Linked DNA regions of Mus musculus: region 2 is linked to region 1. Evidence: chromatin loops called from intact Hi-C (ENCODE). Cell type or tissue: gastrocnemius. All regions are shown on one strand. Links, peaks and the distances in the headings refer to the core of each region. The heading gives the core; the rest is flanking DNA.

The links. Peaks named below come from ENCODE experiments on the same cell type or tissue, not always from the same donor. Only the 100,000 strongest peaks of a DNase experiment are listed, where the experiment ranks them.
Region 2: a loop joins it to region 1, with 4 times the contacts of the local background. A loop is called at or near these places in 10 of 42 quality-filtered maps.

The regions. Positions count from the first base shown.
Region 1 is chr2:93,471,192-93,480,009 of GRCm38, forward strand. No RefSeq gene overlaps it. Among named protein-coding and RNA genes, the nearest start is that of Cd82, 13 kb to the left of the region's middle. In gastrocnemius, for the core only: CTCF peaks have their summits at 4,000 (motif pointing right) and 6,567 (motif pointing left); DNase peaks (open chromatin) are centred at 2,969, 3,281, 3,694, 4,027 and 3 more places.
Region 2 is chr2:93,328,291-93,337,108 of GRCm38, forward strand. Tspan18 (tetraspanin 18) reads right to left here and starts at 6,197. Exons shown (of 10, transcript NM_183180.2): 1 at 5,982-6,197. In gastrocnemius, for the core only: a CTCF peak has its summit at 5,330; DNase peaks (open chromatin) are centred at 3,033, 5,331, 5,842 and 6,251; H3K4me3 peaks cover 2,149 bases; H3K27ac peaks cover 2,049 bases.

The DNA of each region.
Region 1 (8,818 bases), core at 444-8,443:
CCTATGGGACATGAGTTCCTAGAGGAATCCATAGATACTGGTTACCCTTCATACTGTGTCATGCAGTGTTCTGGTGTGGGATGGCTCTCACCCAGGCTGCTTTCTTACCATGTTACCTCTGCACTGGCCCCTCTGTGCTGGTTTCCTCCCCAGTGCTGGTTTCCTCACCCCTGAGCTCTTGCCAGTTACAGGAAATATGAGGGAAACAGCTCCTTGCTCTAAAACGAGGTCATCTACCTCCCCCTAGTGTCCACAGTTGTCAGTGCAGCGAATCTTCTGGCCTGTATCTCTATCATCAGGTGTGTGTGTGTGTGTGTGTGTGTGTGTCTTTTGTGAGAGACAGACAGGGAGACATACAGGGATAAAGACAGAGTTTGTGTTTCTGTGTGTGTTGTCACCTCCTTCAACTAGTTAAGGTCTCATGTTAACTCCCTATGGCTGGGAACCAGAAGAAAGAATTTGGACCCCACCTAAGGCTCCAACTGCAGACATTCTCCCTGTCTCAGACCTTGGTCACACAGGTCAGTGCTGGTCTGTGCACAGCACAGTGCCCTGTGCCTGAGGGTGATCATGGCAAGAAAAATGCAGTTAAAGAACAATTGCAGACACATTTGAGTCATTGAGGGGAGGAGCGGACCTGGGTGGGAGAGGTAGGTTCAAGCCTGGGGTCCAGGAGGGAATCCTCAACCACAAGACAACAGTGCAGAGCAGATGTGACAGGTGTCACTGTGCCCATCCTCTGTCAGGAGCCCCGGGAGGGAAGCGTAAACTGTGGCATGACCACTGCCTGGCACAGCCAGCAGGGCCTAGGAAGCCCCCCGAAGACCCAGTTTCTTCCTGGCATTCCCTTCTAGATCCCAGCCTGGGCAGTGGGTCTGTGGGGCGGGGGAAGCCTGCACTACTGCATCCACACAGCTCTCTAGAGAGCCTAGAACTTGTTAGTCTCCTGCCTCAGTCATCCACGTGCTAAGATGACAGAGTTAAGTCTCCATGGCTAGTTAGATCTGTATTTAAGGACTGTCCTTGCTCTGCAGAGGAGAAAACAGAAGGGGAAAGAAGTTCAAGTCTCTGACGGTGTTCAAGTCCAGTCATCTTGACTCCAGGAGCTGTCAGCCATGTCTGGTCAACCAGTCAGTACCCTCAGTGGCTGGTGTCTGACAACTTCTGGGTCCCCAGAGAGAAGTGTGCAGGACTAAACAGCAAGCCATGAAATCCCAAAACTGTTGAATAAATAGATATTCGTCTCTTTAGGGAGAAATTCATCTCAGGTGTTTTGTCGGAGAGACAGGAAGCAGACTAACACAGCAGGCCTGACTCCAGCCCTCAGAAAGCCTGAACCGAAACCTCTGTCGTGCACACCATGTGCAATGGTCTATTTCTGTTCAAGGAGCCTCTTCTTTGAGCTCCAGACTTCTTGTAAAGCAGTGTCATATGTGGGGCTTTACTGCTGTGAACAGACACCACGACCAAGGCTGCTCTTATAAGGACAACATCTAATTGGGGCTGGCTTACAGGTTCAGAGGTTCAGTCCATTATCATCAAGGCAGGAGCATGGCAGCATCCAGGCAGGCATAGTGCAGGAGGAACTGAGAGTTCTACATCTTCCAAAGGCAGCTAAGAGAAAACTGGCTTCTGGGCAGCTAGGATGAGGGTCTTAAAGCCCACACCCACAGTGAGACACCCACTCCAACAAGGCCACACCTACTCCAACATGGCCACACCCACTCCAATAAGGCCACACCCACTCCAACAAGGCCACACCTCCTAGTAGTGACTCTTCCTGGGCCAAGCTTATACAAACCACCACAAGCAGGAAGAACAAACTCAACACTATGGTGTTATAGACAGATGAGTGAGGTGTGGCCAGGCTTCAGGCTTTGTAAGGTGGGTGTGGTTCAAAAGAAGAGACAGTGAGGACCATGGGGGCGGGGGCGGCAGCTGGCGATGGTGGTGACAGAGATGTTGCTGATGGTGATGCTGGTAATGGTGGTGCACAGTACACAGTGGTGGTGGTGGTGACTGCTGTGTTCACGGTGATATGGCAATGGGTAATGAATGGTGGTGTGTCTGTGAGAGACTAGGGGCCACCATGTGATGATGGTATTGATGCATAGTGTCAGCTGGTGATGGCGTTGATGGAAATGATGAGGATGGAGGTGATAGATGGAGATGATGCTGATGAGGATGTCAATGGCACATCGGTATGGCAGTGGTAGAGGTGATGATTGTGGTGATGGGGATGATGAGGAAGATGGTGGTGATGGATGATGCTGGCAAGGGTGGTGATGGAGGTGATAATGATCATGGCGGTGAGGGCAATATGTCAGCGGAGGAGATGACAGTGGTGACAGAGATGATGGTGATGGTGGTGGGGAAGGTGATGATGACTGAGAGGATTAGGATGGTGGAGATGCTGGTGGTGATGGAGATGATGGTGATATGGGTGATGGTAGTGATGGAGTGATGGTGATGGTGGTGTGGAAGATCACGGTGATAGGTGGTAGTGGTGGATGTGGTGGTCATGGTGGGGAATAAGATGACTAGGATGGTATGATGGTGGGGATGGTGGTGATTAAGGTGATAGAGATGACTGAGGTCATAGCAATGATGGTGGCTAGGATTCAGTTGCTGGGTGGGACCGGACATTCAGAAGATGGAGGTATGGTGGGTTATTTTGTTTTTGTTTTGGGGTTTTGGTTTTGTTGTTTGTTTATTTGTTTGGTAGCATTGATTTGAGCTCTTCCATTGCTTTTCCAGATCCTTATTTCTTTTGTTTTTCTAGATGACGCTTTATTACTTCCTTCCAGCTGTTCTTGGGTAGGTATGTCCAGACATGTCTCTGTTTACTCACCGCCTGTTTCCCTCATGGGCGCCCTTGCCAGCAAGTCCCTCTTTCTGTTCTCATTTTAGTCAGCCACAGCACCTGCCATGCTGGCCAGGCACCCACCCTCTGGCCCATCATCCCCATCTGCGCTGGAGCTCAGCAGCCATGCGAGAGAACTGACCAAACTCACGGAGCAGGCACTTGGCTCAGTCGGGACCAGTCGCTGCTGTGAATCACCCTCTCGTGGGTAGTGGGTACTCACTCCCAAGGACCAACAGCAAGGGTGTGGGGAATGTTGGCACTTCTAATTGGCGTATGTTGTCTGCTTAAAATATGCTTTTGTCGTAACATTTTCAGACAAGAAGTACCACCACTGTCCTCATCGTGGTGACGAAGTCCCCGGCACTGGCATCTTGAGGAAGACTTCACTTTGGCTCACAGTTTGAGGGCACAGCATGGAGGCGCAGGTGTCAGGCGCTCTCTCGGGGTTGTTGTGTACCCTATACCTGGGGAACCTGTCTGTGGGATTGGTGCCATCCACGGCCAGAGAGGGGCTTCCTTCCTCAGTTAAGCCGTTCTGGAAGCACTCTCATAGTCCTGTCCAGATTACGTTTCTCATCAAGCCGATGAAGAAACGCAAGCGGCAGGTGCTTATGACGTTCTTGGGTCATTTGCCGCCCTCGTCCCTCCTCTCACAGGTTCCTTTTGTCTTTCAAGATAGCCTCCTGTGTTTTGTGGATTTTGTTTGTTTGTTTGTTGTTGTTTTAATTAAGGTGGGATTTCATTATGGAGCCCTGGCTGTCCTGGAACTGGCTGTATAGACCCGGCGGGCCACAAACTCACAGAGATCAGCCTGCCTCTGCCTCTCGAGTGCTGGGATTAAAGGTGTGCACCCCCACGCTCAGCCTGTTTTCAAAGCTTTATTTCACATATGAGAGAAAATCAGTGGTGCTTGCTTTTCTGAATCTGAAATTTGCACAGCGTGATGATCTCTTCAAGGCCAAATATAAACTCCACTGTGTCTCTGAACCAATTCTCTTCAGCCCTTAAGCCTTTGCACTTCATAGTCTATTTATCCCGAAGGGACTGAGGTTAAGGGAGAGGGAGGGAGGAACGGAGGGCGGGCCTAGCATCTTTCCGGCAGCCCACAAAACCATGTTATGCTCATATGCCACCACGAGGTGGCGCCCAAGCCCTTATAAAACACACGCGATCCAGGCTGCAGAGACCGTGCTGGGATTATTGCCAGCTCTGCACCAGAACTTTGCGATAGAGCTGCGGAGGGCTCCACACAGGGGCAGCCAGTCACACAGGGGCTTTTCTGATACCAGCACAGTCCATTCAGGTATCTGAGCCTCAGTTGAGTCTCCATCACTCTGGGACAGGAAGTAGGTGAGCTGCCTGGCTTTAGGCCTGAGAGTCCATGGAGTTTGGTTCAGCTTCTCAGTTCCTAGTCTGTTTTGAGTTGACACCAATTGCTAGGAAAGCCCGGGGCCTTGACAGAGATCCCTGCTTCACAGATTCTGTCTCTCTTGGAGGAAAGGAAAGGAGATGGGAAACTCTTCAAACTTGCATCTAGAAAGTAGAGACCAGGACTGTTGGGCATTCAAGGCAGTGCCAATTCTTAGAGAAGATGCCCTCGGGATATCTCCCCCTCCTTCCTAACCCTCCCACCTCTCTCTCTCAGCCCACCCTCACCTCCAGCTACCCCTAGCCTTGCACCTTGAACTTCTCTAATCCTGCTTCCATCTCTCAAGTGATTAGAGTCTCCCAGGTTTCTGTGGTGCTGGGGATGGAGCCAGGACTTACTGTGTGCATGGCAGGCAAGCACTCTGCTGGTGGAACCCCACCCCAGCACCAAGTCCGGCTTCTCAAGAGGCACCCAGAGCTACAGGGATAAAGGGTATGGGCCCCTGAACCTCTCTCACCTCTGTTCCTGAGCCTTCTTAGCTGTACAACCCAGGAAAGCACCCACACCCCACCCCACCCCCACCCCCAGCTCTATGACACTGCTACAACCTAGGTAAGTCCCCTCAATGTGGAATGGGAAAAGGTCATCTGCAGGATGACCTATAGCCATATCCTCTACTGCCTCCCCCATTGTACATAGGAGCTGGAAATGGAAGTAGATAACGCGAAGTCTGTCCTGGGTGGGGGACAAAGACCCCTGTCTCAGTGAAGCCCTCCTGGATGTGGTCCATAGCCTGTCCAACAGCTGCTGAGCTGGGCTGCTGCTCTGGGTCCTGACCAAATGCAAGTCTTGTTGACCCCAAATCTCTACTGTCCTTATATACCCCAGCCTCCCCTTACACACACACACACACACACACACACACACACACACACACTCCCATCCCTCTGACCTTGGAAGGGATTCCAAGAGGATTCTGTAAGCTTTGTCCATCCCCATCACAGATGGGCAATATGGGTGACAGGAGCCAATGGGCTGGTCCCAGATCCTTAGGCTGTCCGCCCATCTATAGTCAACCTCCACCCAACTCAGAGCCACTCCCTAGTCTCCTGAGAGTGGACCAGATGTCTGTGAAGGGACACTAGCCTGAACCCCAAAGTCACCACTCTCAAACTGTCCTCCCACTGGTAATTAACTCTGGGCCAGGCCTCCGTAGCTCCCAGGACACGCAAGCTGGGACCTCGCCCAATGTCCGGATTCCAGAAGAGAAGTGAAGCCAAGCCCCTGAGGTCATCGCCGCCTGTGCTGGTCAGCACTGCTCCCACACACTCTTCCTAGGTCCTCATCCCTTGGAGAAGGAGCTGGAAGCCTCAGAAGGTCTACATCTGCTGCTGTCAGCTTTCAGCAGTATGGCCTAGAGAAAGCGGCTTCCTCTTTGACCTTCAGACCCCTTTCCCCTGAGACCCCTGACTCTTTATCGAGATAGCATGCATGAGTGCCCAGTGCCTTATGTGTCATCGATAGATTCTGTTGTTCTTTCAAGCGTCCCCAAAGGAAGAAACAGACACTTCTTTTTCTGGAACCCCAGGCTCCTCTATCTGATATCGACTCCCGGGTCTGGCTCCTCTGCTATTCTCGGTGTGATACCATAGTCCCCACCTCTATCTGCCCCGCCCTCCTCAGCCATCCTTCCAGCTCCAGGAGGTGAGTGGTCTTCAGCCAGGATCACTCCTGTGTGCTGCAGTGTCCAGATCAGGGCTGGGCACGGGTGACCTCCACCTCCCGTGCTGGCTCTGGTTGTGCCTTGCTCTTTCTCTGCTGTGTTTCCCTGGCTTAGATTCCTTTTCCTGTTGAGAGGCAATAAGACCTTGTGATAACTGAGAGCCCAATCTATACACTCAGGGTGTCAGCTTTTTAAAGTCTATCCACCAACCCTATAAGGTTGTATGTGGATGGGGACATTGGGGCATGAGGAAACTTAAGTAGGTTTAAGGTCATGCTACTAGCCGGTGGTGAAACCAAAGCAGATATTGGGTGTGGTGGTAGACACCTGTAAGGCACACTTGAGAAACTGAGTCAGGTTTGAGGCCAGTCTGCTCTACACAGCCAGATCCTGACTAACACACGGACAGATACGCACATGGTAAAATCTAAAAGTCCAAAGATAACGAAAGTTCCAGGGATCCATCTTAATAGATCAGTCCTCACTTCCTGGTGGTCAGTGCTACCAGGCTGACCAGGGACCGTCACTCATGTAGGCTGTCGGAACCCAGCACTGAGCCAAGGCTGCCTGGAGCTAGGACAGCTGCTGGGGTTCTGCCACCTGGCGGTCACATTGGGAATTGCACCACTCCAGCTTGGTCACTTCTTTTTGTTTGTTTTGTTTTGTGGTTGCACCACCAGGCCTGACCTCAGAAAATTAAGATTTAACTACACCATTGAGGCACCAGACTCCCTGACAACCCATCCACAAGAATGCAGGCAATCACGCCTCACGTTCCATCGCTCCATCCTCTGCACGTCTCCAGCCCAGACACCTGCCCAGTTCTCTTGAGCATCTGGAACATCTGCTGAGGGTTGAGACACAGTTCTGTTCTACCTATAGGCTTTCTGGCCTAGGTTGACCCTGTTCACCTGGGCTGGGACTGCTCCCTTCACCCCATTGGCAACTCCTCCTCTCTCCTTACTGACCACAGCCCAGGAGCTCTGGACTTCCTCTGTGTCTCACATGAACCAGGTTGGTGGCAGCCCCAGGGCCCTTGCACTGCCTGGAGTATCTCCCCTCTAAAAGGACATACATTAGGGTGTCTTCTCCAATACCCCTTCATGTATGTATGTGTGTGTTTGTGCGTGTGTGTGGGTATGTGTGTATGTGTGTGTGGGTGTGTGCATGTGTACCCATGCATGCCACAGTTCATATACAAAGGTCAGAGGACGACAGTTCTCTCCTTCCACCATGCAGATCAAGCTCAGGTCATTAGGCTCAGCCACAAGCACAGTTAGCAGCCGGCCGTCTCACAGGCACTCCAGTGACCTCTCTGTGTTTACCTATCTGCTGCCCTACCTCTTCACCACTATAAAAACTCTATAAGTTCATGGCTGCCTCTGCCTCTGCCTCCTTTGGTTGGTGTTGAACCTGGCATGGCCCAGCCTCAATGACCACCTGACAACATCTGTTAATTATCTAGATGGAAAGAAGAAAGAGACGAAGGGAAGGAACAAAGAAGCAGCCAAGGAAAGGAAGGATGGGGGAGGGGGATGGAAGGGAGGGAGAGAGAGGGGAGGGAAGGGAGGGGAAGAAGACAGAAAGGAGAGAGGGAGGGGAGGGAAGCTGCCTCATAAGATTTGGTGTCATTAGAAGGGTCTTGCTCCATTGGGTTGGTGGTCTTGGACATGAGCTCAGACTCAGAGGGACCCACCCTGTTGCCGTGACCACACCTTGCTGGAGGACAGAGCTGGGTAAGCCAGTCCCACATCCCACACTGGGCCTGCAGCTCCTTTGTTTGCTGAGTTGAGAACTAGAGATTCCTGTGTGTGGGCTGGGCCTTTAGTCTCACCCTGGCTTGTGGCTGAGTTGTCAGTGAAGGACTGTGGGCTGGACTAGGCCCCCGTTTCCCCCTTTGCAGAATGGGCTGGGCTCTGTAAAGCCAAAGATCAGTTCTAGGTTCCTGTGATCTCTTAGCTGTCACGTGCGGCCTCTTCCTGGGGACACCCGAGGATGGGGACGCTGTTCTTGCCCACCTGGAAGCTTGGGAGATGGGGCCATAACCTTGAGTTTCTGTGGAAACGTGGGCCATTTTCAGGGCTTGCTGTGGGAGGATTTAGTCTGGCTCAGAAGGGTCAGCTGCCAAATGTGCAGAGTTTGCTAAGAGTCTGGAGGTGTCGGGAATGCGCTGGGCAGCAGAAGGGGCTGCTGGACCCTTGTGTGGGTGGGGCTCTCTTATGAGGCTACAGACCTGCAATGGCGAGCGCTGGGGAGAAGCTGTGCTTTGGGGTCCTTCCACTTCCTCTGCCCTCCCTAGGGTCTCAGAGCTCTGTGACAGCTGAGTGCTTGTTCCTAGGCAGTGGCCACCAGCACCTTCTCTATGGTTTCTGGAATGACAGGAGAGGTGTCTGTTATGGAAAAGACACTGCCATTGTTTATGTAGAGGATCAGGGATAGCAATGTGGTCAACAGCAGCTGGAGAGAAGGCTCAGCGGGTAGGAACACCTGTTGCTCTTGCAGAGGGACCCGAGTTCAGTTCCCTGCACCCACATGAAGGCTTGTCTAGTCTACAACTCCAGTTCCAGGGGGCCCAATGGCCTATTCTGGCCTCTGTAGGCACTAGGCACACATGTTATACATATATATGCAGATAAAACCCACGCACACATAAGTAAATATTTAAAAAGTGTGTGGTGACCAGGCCTGGAACCACAAACTGGGTACACAGGGCATTCTGCAAGCGTCCTGAACACAAGGATGGCCCTGTCAGTCACTTAGATCTTGAACAAAGCTAGGCACAGTTGAAGTGGGTAGCACCATGGCTCAGCCTTAGGGCTGTCCAACACCTCTGGACTCTCAGCTTCTGCAAAGCGAGGGG
Region 2 (8,818 bases), core at 546-8,545, 140 kb before region 1:
TGTTAAACCTGCTTGAAGCCACAGCCAGGAGCAGAGGCTGCTCCACTGGCAGGGTCCCTGAATGTCAGGAAGCAGGTGGCCCAGCCTGCTCCCCAGGAGGCTGTACACAGTTGGCAAGCCTGAAAGCAATCTGTCTCAGCAGTAGAGATGGCCATGTTGGGGTGGGGTGGGTGGCAGGGAGCCATTCCTAGCAGTATCTCTGGGCTCAGGACTCATGAAAGGGCTAGTTTACTCCAAATCTATCGTGCACTCTCGACCGAAGCTGTTAGTTCATCCAGAGAGAGACAGACAGAGACAGAGACAGACAGAGAGACACAGAGAGATACTGAGAGGGAGACAGAGAGAGTGACTGAGAAAGAGAGAGACAGAGAGAGAGAGAGAGAGAGAGAGAGCGCTCAGTCCTAAGATCCTAGGCGGCTCAGGGTGGGCAGGAATTGGAACCTTTCTCCACTAGCCAGACTCTGTCCCTGCATTGGACGGTATCTGTCTGTTCTGCTGGGGCTGCCCCTTCTGGTTTAATAAGGCACACGGCCTCGCGCGCTAGCTCGCACTGTATATCTCAAACTAGACTCTCCTTCCACACCCCTACCCTTCTCTCCCAATTTCCAGATGAGTGCAGCACCCTTGGCTCCCTGACTCCCCACTCCCACAGAGGTGAACTCAGAAGAGTCACCTTAGAGGGAATGGGAGGAGATAGGGCCAGAAGGGGTTACTGGAAGAACATGGAGAAAGATCTGGAAAGTTCTCAAAGCAATAAGTTTCAGCAAGCCAAAGGAAGCCAGGGAGTACTGGGTGGAAAGTCAAGAAATGGCTGAGTGTGTTCACCACGTGCCACTTATCAGCCCCTTTGGCACCACCACCTGAAGTGTGTCACAGGCCCAATATGATCACTTAAAATCATGTCCCCATGTGCAGACTGTGTCCCACTGGGTCAGTTAGGGATAAGCCTAATGTCTGAAGGACTGGTGACCCAGCCATCCCAAAGGGGCCTGGAATGTTCCTCTCAGTACTCTGCTGCCAATGTCAACGCCAAGCTGGAGTTTCTCGTGGGCCCAGCTGCCCTTGACTGGTTAGAACCAGGTAACAGATCTGGCCAACGTCCCAGAGTTGAGTGAGATATACCACCTCCCACTGCGCATGGAATGCCTGCTGGCATTCCCAGCATCCTCTTCTCCTCCTGTAGTGACTTCAGTGCCATCTACATGGTTCAGAAGAGCAGCCATAGACATACCAGGGTTACCATCCGAAGCACCACAAAAAGCAGAAATGAGCAGACAAGCAAGCAGGGAATCTAAGGTGCAAGGGAGTTCTCTGTCACTCAGCCTAACAGAACACAGAGGCCATCATTCTGATTTTTCACAGACAAGGAATGGGCACAGAAACATGATGGGACACTAACTGCAGATCCAGAGCCTCTTCCTGTTATAGCCTGTTGTGATTTCCTAAGATTATCCCCCTCCTGTAAGCAACTAGGTCTCCAAGCTTCTTAACCCACCTGTCCCCGAGATGGCCGAATGGTATATGCAAGACAAAAAGAGCAAGAACGGTCAAAAGTGTGTGTGTGTGTGTGTGTGTGTACACCTGTATGTGTGTATGCATGCGTATATGAATGTGTGTGTGCGTGCTTGTGTGTATGTGTGCGTGTGTGTATGTGTGAATGTGTGTGTGTGTTGTGTGTGTGTGTGTCAAGTGGGTGGCCCAATTTCAAAGATCCTTATTGGGGTTCTGGGGTTCAGGAGAAGCACAACACAATGGCTGAGCGCACAGGATGAAGAGCCAACATGAGCTAACCTCAAACCCAAACCCCACTGCTGACTCCACTATCTCAGAGCCTTATTTTCCTATCTATAAAATGGGAACAATAACTAAAGCCCCCAGAGACCAGAGATGAGGACAGAGAGTAGTCCAGCCCTGACTCATGGGAACAGTCTCACATTTCTATACCATCACATGCAAGATGGACTAGAACCATAGCCTTCCTGGGGAAGAGGCTGGTGCAGTCTGAACTGCCCCCTCCCAAGCAGTTTGAGGAAGCTGCCCCAGCCCATACAGTGGGCATAGTCCCACTTCACAGACCTCAGAGCTGGCCCAGCCCACATCCACAGAGGGTATCTGGATCGGCTGGGGAAATGCAGCCCTCAGATCCCGAGAGCATTTATCTGAAAGTCCCAAGGGCTTTAGAGGCATGCTTAGCCCCTGGTCCTAGAACCCAGTGGACTCATCCCAGGGCTGGGGTGGTTTTGGAAGCTGTTTATCGGGCCAGCTTCTCATTGGCACCCGCAGGCTTGGTACTCAATTTGGATGGAATGCAGATCGGAGAGGAAAGGAAGAACTGGTAGATAATGGCGGAGAGACTAGACATAACACTGGCTATCCTGCAACGGGGACAGGGCTGCCCACTGAGGTAGTAAAATAAGAAAACAACCAGAAGACCAACTTATTGACAATATTCCACCCCTAAACACTGGGAAGATAACAGTCTGTGCTGTGCGTCAGATACTGCGCCGAGTGTTTTATTAGGATGATCTCACTGTGGGGCCACTGCAGGCTGAAGGGAGAGATTGCTAATTCCATTTTATAGAACTTGGAAGGCACTGGAAGGTGAGTGACCTAAGGTCACATAATTGGCAAGCAGGTAGACAGAACTTAAACCCAGGTGCTCTAATCACCATGGGGTGATTTTTCTAAACAGAGAGCCTGAGGCTCAGAAAAGGGCAGTGACTTAGCTGAAGTCACACAGCCTCATCTATGGCAGATCAAGCCTTCTAATTCTAGGTTCCCTGGGTTTTCTACTCTATCTTACTCCACCACAGCTCTCACGAGCCTGTTTCTTCTTATGCCCAACCCAGAAGTCTAGGATAGGAGCCAGGGTCCTTCTGATAGCCTACGTCAGCTGCAGACCCGGGTTTCACCATCACATTCCGTCTTTCTTTGTAAAAATAAAAACCAAAATCCTTGTGATCTGCCTCACTCCATCACATGGAGCACCGGCACTCGATGCCAGCCCTAGTGGCAGGAGGCACCCAAGCTGGCATGTTTGCCTGAGAACATTGGGTTGCAGGGATGCTCAGCAGCTGCCATCATCTGTTCTCTGGGGCCAAGTGCTGGGTGCTGCACTCTCTCTATGGAGTCCCAGCTGAGTTCAGACAACCAACCGTTCCTGATTCCCCTTTTCAGTGGTTGATGAAATGGGCCAGAAGAGCACCTCTCTCAACAGGGAGGGGTTGCTAAAATGTGTGGTCCAGCCGCAGGCCCTGGCTCTGCCCAGGGAATGGGGGTTAGATAGGCATCCAGACAAAGATGCCTGCACCAGCTGCTGTGACACTCCTAGCAGAGATGGGTCACACTCCCTTCTCTCTACCCCAACCTGCTGGATTGAGTGTGAGTCCACTGGGTTCTAGTACCAGAGGCTAAGCAAGGGGAGGCCAGGCACCCTGGTGAAGAACCAGCATTCTGTTCAGCTAGACCAGAGGCAACATCCAGCTTGGTTGTCCAGAATCCCAAAAGGCTTCCCTGGATTTAAGTCACAAGACCCCTCTATCCCCAGAGCTGTTTACAGAGAGGGAAGAGGGGCCACTGAGAAAGTGGTTCATCTAAGGCCTCCATGAGAAGCTAACTGGTTGGATTTCAAATCTGCCCTTTCTCCTCTACCAGCCCCTTCCCACAAACCCCCCTAATATCTTGACTCCAAACCCAACCAGTCCCAAGTCCAAAGCACTAAAATGTCACTTAGATGGTAGGGGACTATTTCCAGCCTGGTGTGGAAGTTACCAGAAAACTGGGGGAGGGGTCCTTTCTGGATTCAGATCAGTCTGTCCTAGGTGCAAGTCCAGAGGTTTGTTTCCTCAAAGCTCCCTGGAGATTCAGTGATTGACTGGCATCTTGGTCTTGGGGACAGAGAGACAAAGAAATGAGCCTGGGCTTGGACTACTGAGAAGTCAGAAACTGGGGAATCTACCTGGAGTCCAAGAGACAGGACCAGAGGCAGGAGCAACTTTGGAAGGTGGAGAACCTCTATGTTGTCTTCAGTGTGAGGGCTGGGGTGAGTAAGGAGTAAAGAGAAGAGACAGCACCCAGAATCTGCAGGCCTTCGGGTTGGGAACATGCTAATACCCACGTTCCAGGGGTGGGCGGGGCTCTCCAACTAGGCTACACACACACACACACACACACACACACACACACACACACTGAGAGCCATTAAAACTAAAACAAACAACACTCTTCTTTTGTTTTCTGGCATGTCTTAAAGACAAACCCAGTGACAAGGGTCCCCACCCTTTCCTTTGCCTCTCTGCGTTGGCTCTGCCATTCCAAACAGAAGCCAGGCAGATAGGATGATCTGTCTGATGGAAACTTTGTCCTGGATGGGGGTACTAGCTGTATCCAATAAACACATGTGGTTTCTACCCAGGCTGAAGGCAGGACCCCATCTGTATCTTGGGGACCCATTCCCAACACCTGTGTGTGTGTGTGTGTGTGTGTGTGTGTGTGTGTGTGGTGGGGTATATGGAATAGCTTGGATGGTGAGCACGAATTCCTAGCAAGGGCACATGAAAACTTCAGTCGGTGTGAAGCTACGGTCTCTGTGAGCTTATCTGTACTCTCTTGGGGGAACAGAGAGAAGTTTAGTGAGAAGAGAAGGCACCAATTCCCTCCAAAGTCCCCTCCATAAGAACAGCCTTTCACACAACAAAGATGACCCTTTCCACCCACACAATACAGGAGTCTAAGAGTACAGGAAGGAAGAAAGTGCGTTTTCACCAGCATGTGGGACGTGATCATAGAGATGCATGTGGGACCTCAGGCCCAGGACATGGAGTGCTCTCGGTAATGGGTGAGGAGTGTATCCCTTTTGATGAAACTATAGAAATTCCTATGCCCCCAATCTACCTATGCCCAGAGAGAGGACAAATCCTGCCCACCACGCCCAGAGATCTGACCAGGACCAGGACAAAAGATGCCACTTTTACAAAAATGGCTGGGTTTCAGTAACTTCAAGTAAATCCAACTAATGTTCTATCCTATTGTCTCCATGCAGGCTTGCTGTTCATGTAAACTTTCTTTTGTTTTTCTGGGTGTAAATTGTTCACTCATCCTTGCCAGCAGCCCACCTCATGACACTGATCCGTCTGATCGTTGCACATCAGTCTCACAGTGGGTGCACCTCCGTCCGATTCTCTGGGACAAGGTGGGGAGCTCCTCCAAACAGACCCCACGCGCATTGCCTTGGTCCATCTGCGGTTCCATGAGCTCAGAAACTCAGAGAAGCTCCTAGGCTGGTCTGGGAAGCCGATCTGGCCAGGGAAGGGCGCCCCCTGGCGAGACAACTCTCCCAGCGCAAGCAGGACCCGGAGCCCGCGCGCGCCCACCTCGGCCAGCCACGCTAAGGAACCCACGGCCACCACACCCCACATCCGGCCGCAAGGAGCTCCGGACCCGCCCGGGAACCTCCTAGGTCTCCACATCCACGGAGCTGGACATCTTCCCGCGCAAGGAATGATAACTCGGGTGCGAGAGCAAAATCTAGGAGCGTTCTCCAGGCCCTGCTACCAGGGTCCCACGAAGGCGAAGAGCGCTCGGTGCCCCAGCCCGATCGGCTGTCCGCCGCGCCCAAGCCCGGCTCCGTGTCCCCCGTTGTGACCTGCTTGTGTGCAGGGTCACTTGGGCTCACCCCTTCACTCTCGGTACAGCCCCGGCCAACACACCGGCTCTGGGAGTCCCACCTGCCGCCTTACTGTCGCCTGAGCCCCCGAGATCGCTGGGCGCAGAATGGCTGCACCTGACCTGGGCGAAGTCGCGACCCGAGCATGCTCCGGGTCACTCAGTGCGGCGCTGTCCCCGCCCCCAGGGGAGTCGCTTCAGAACTTGGTGGCCGCTTACCCGAGCGTCCTGGGACCCGCACTGATCTGGGATCTCCCCCGAAGCGCGCGGTATCCCGGGGCCAGTACGCACAGAGGGGCTCAGTGATTGAATCCTACCTGGCAGAGGCTCGGCCGCGGGGTAAAGTTTCCCCAGGCGCAGAGTGCGCTCGCAACTTGCGGGGCACCGGTAGTCCTGCGCCGCGGCGCTGGGCTAGGCGTCAAAGCGACAAGGAGCGGCGACGCCCGCTGGGGGCCAGGGCCGGGCGGCCTGGCGTGGCTGGGCTTCGGAATCGCACAGCGTTGCGTCCGCCTGCAGCTTGCAGCCCCTGAGACGCCGGCGGCAGCTGCAGCGGCTCACCCGCCACCGCCGCCGGCCACACCTCCCGCCACCCTCCGGCCCGCCCTCCCGCTCCCTCCGCCCCAGCCTCCGCCCCTCCGTCTCCTGTCGCCACTACTGCCGCCGCGGTGCTGGCGCGTCTCCGGGGCGGACACGGCTCTCATGGTCCACGGCCGCTCTCTCACCGGGTCCTAGAGCGTGGTTTCTGGAACTGTGCTCTCCCGATGTCCTCTGCACTCCTAGCCTCAATGTCTGAATTTAGGAGATTGCTGGAGAAGGGTGAAGGTAGCACGCTAGACTGGGACATTTATTCCCTGGAAGCTTTCTCGCTGTTATCACACCGTGTGTGGGACTGCAGGGCTGGGGTGTGGGATTCTCCATTGCGATGTCGCGTCTTGGTTTCCCACTTACTGCCAGGGAAGTACCAGATAGAAACCTGTGCAGCAAGCTCTATTAGGGTTCATTGTTGGTGCCTCCCAACCCCATCCGCTGTAAACTATAGCACTGCTAAGGACCAGACCAGTGAGAGGCTCTCACTTCATCCTCTCCTCCACTGGGGTTCACTAAGACAGCTAACCTATGCTATACAGAACCCATATAAAATTCACAAGCAGGCACTCAAGAGCCACAACCTAAGAAAGACTGTCATGAGAAGGCTCAAATCGTTGGCAGCAATTATCAGTGTCTCAGCTTTGAAAAGTCCTGTGAGGCCACACACACACAAATCAAACTACACTCTACAGGAGACCACTTGGCCCACTGATCTCACCCAGGACAGACACTCTTTGACTTCAGTGTGGAACTTGGTGAAGTCAGGATGCTAGACAGAGCTTTGAAGGGTAAACAGAAAACCAGACTTGGTATTTTCAAGCCCACAGTCCAAGAAGTAAAATGTCTAAGGTCTCAGGGCTGTTCCTTTGAACCACTTCACAGAGAGAGGCCAAGAAGGGGATTTGACAGAGGGGCATGCAGTTTCGAGAACAGTGGACCAATGGCGTAGGTGTGGAAGTCTGTCAATATATAGATACCTCTTCAGCTTCCCAAACAGAGTGTGTGTGTGTGGGGGGGGGGGGTGGGGCACGGAACCCTCTGGCTGAGAACCCTCACAGGCCCTTAACTCAAGGCTGCTGCTGTAAAAGACTGCTGCATGGGCCTCCTGGGAACCAAGAGGGGCATCCCAGAAACTTAAGCAGAATCAAGCTGTGAGGGAAAAGGCCCAGGCTTGGCAGACAGGAGGGGCCTTTAAAGATTAAGTTTTGACAAAAGCAGGCACAGTGTAGTTTAGGGGAGACAGCACAAGCTGGGGGCCAGCAAGATGGCTCCCTGCTAACAGGTACTTGCCACCAGCCCTGACTCCTGAATTCCACCCCAGAACCAACTAAGTAGATGGAAAGAAGATTGGGCCGGCTGTACATCTCACGTCCAGTTAGGACAGTGGATCTAACTCCAGGCCTCCGTTTCCTTCTGCCTCCTTGAGAACGTTAGTCTGACTGGGCCCAAGGATGACGGCTGCCTGCTTAAGTGCTTTCTTTAAATCAGCACTTATTTTATATTTTGTTTTACTTAAACGAGTTTGTTTTTAAACAGTGATATGTTCTACCACGGCCATAAATGGAAGAGCAGTGTCGGATTGCTATAAATAGAAGGATATCATAAAACAAATACAGTGCGAATAAAATGGTGTCATTAAACTCCAACAACGGATCTTCAGTCATAATAAAAGAAAGTGTAACAAGATGCCGCTGGCTGCTTTGGCTAAGAAGGGCTGAGCATCGCAGGGCTCACTCCCACTTGGAGTCCAGTGAGCGCCAAAAAGGTCACTAAAGACACATTAGCAACCAGCGTGGGACACCGCACACCAGGAAACATGATACCTGTATAGCAGAGACAGAAAAGTGCCTTTTTTCTCCCCCAAAATGGGGACCCTGGAAGTTTAGTCCCATGAGACATAAGACCACATTTTGATGCTGGGAGAGCTAGTCTCCTATTCATAGAACAATCTTAGTCTTAGTGTTTCCACATGCAAAGTTGAGCAAACAACCTGTAGGGTCCCTTCAACTGTTCTGTCGGGAAACCAAGAAAGTTCCCCAAATGGTGGCTTATCATGAGGTTTCAGGCAGGCAATGAAGTATTCCAAGGGGATGGAGTGGGGAGGGGAGAAAGACAGCCCAGGGGTGAAATGGAAGGGCCAGCTAGCTCTGACCAAGGAGATGCCAGGTTAGCACAGACCCAGAAGCCGCCAGGTTCAGAAGGCCCAGGATTCCTCATTTGCCCACTCCAAAGAAACCCCATGGGGATTCATCGTAGTCCAGCTACTTCATTGTCTTCATGGGGATGCTGAGAAAGATTGGTGGGGTTGACAGATGAGCATGGCAATAACATGGGGCCTCCTGACTCCTGGGTCAAGACCTCCCAACTCCCTGCATAGGGAGGGGTTTGATAGTTAATACCGTCAATTTGACAGAATCTAGACTCATCTAGAAGCTGGATCTCTATTATGTCTTTGAGGGAGTTTCTGAATTGGGTTAATGAAAGTGGGAGATCCTGGGCAGCACCATTGCATTGGCGGGGGTCCCCGACTGAGTAAGAAGAAAGCACCCACATCTCATCTCTCAGA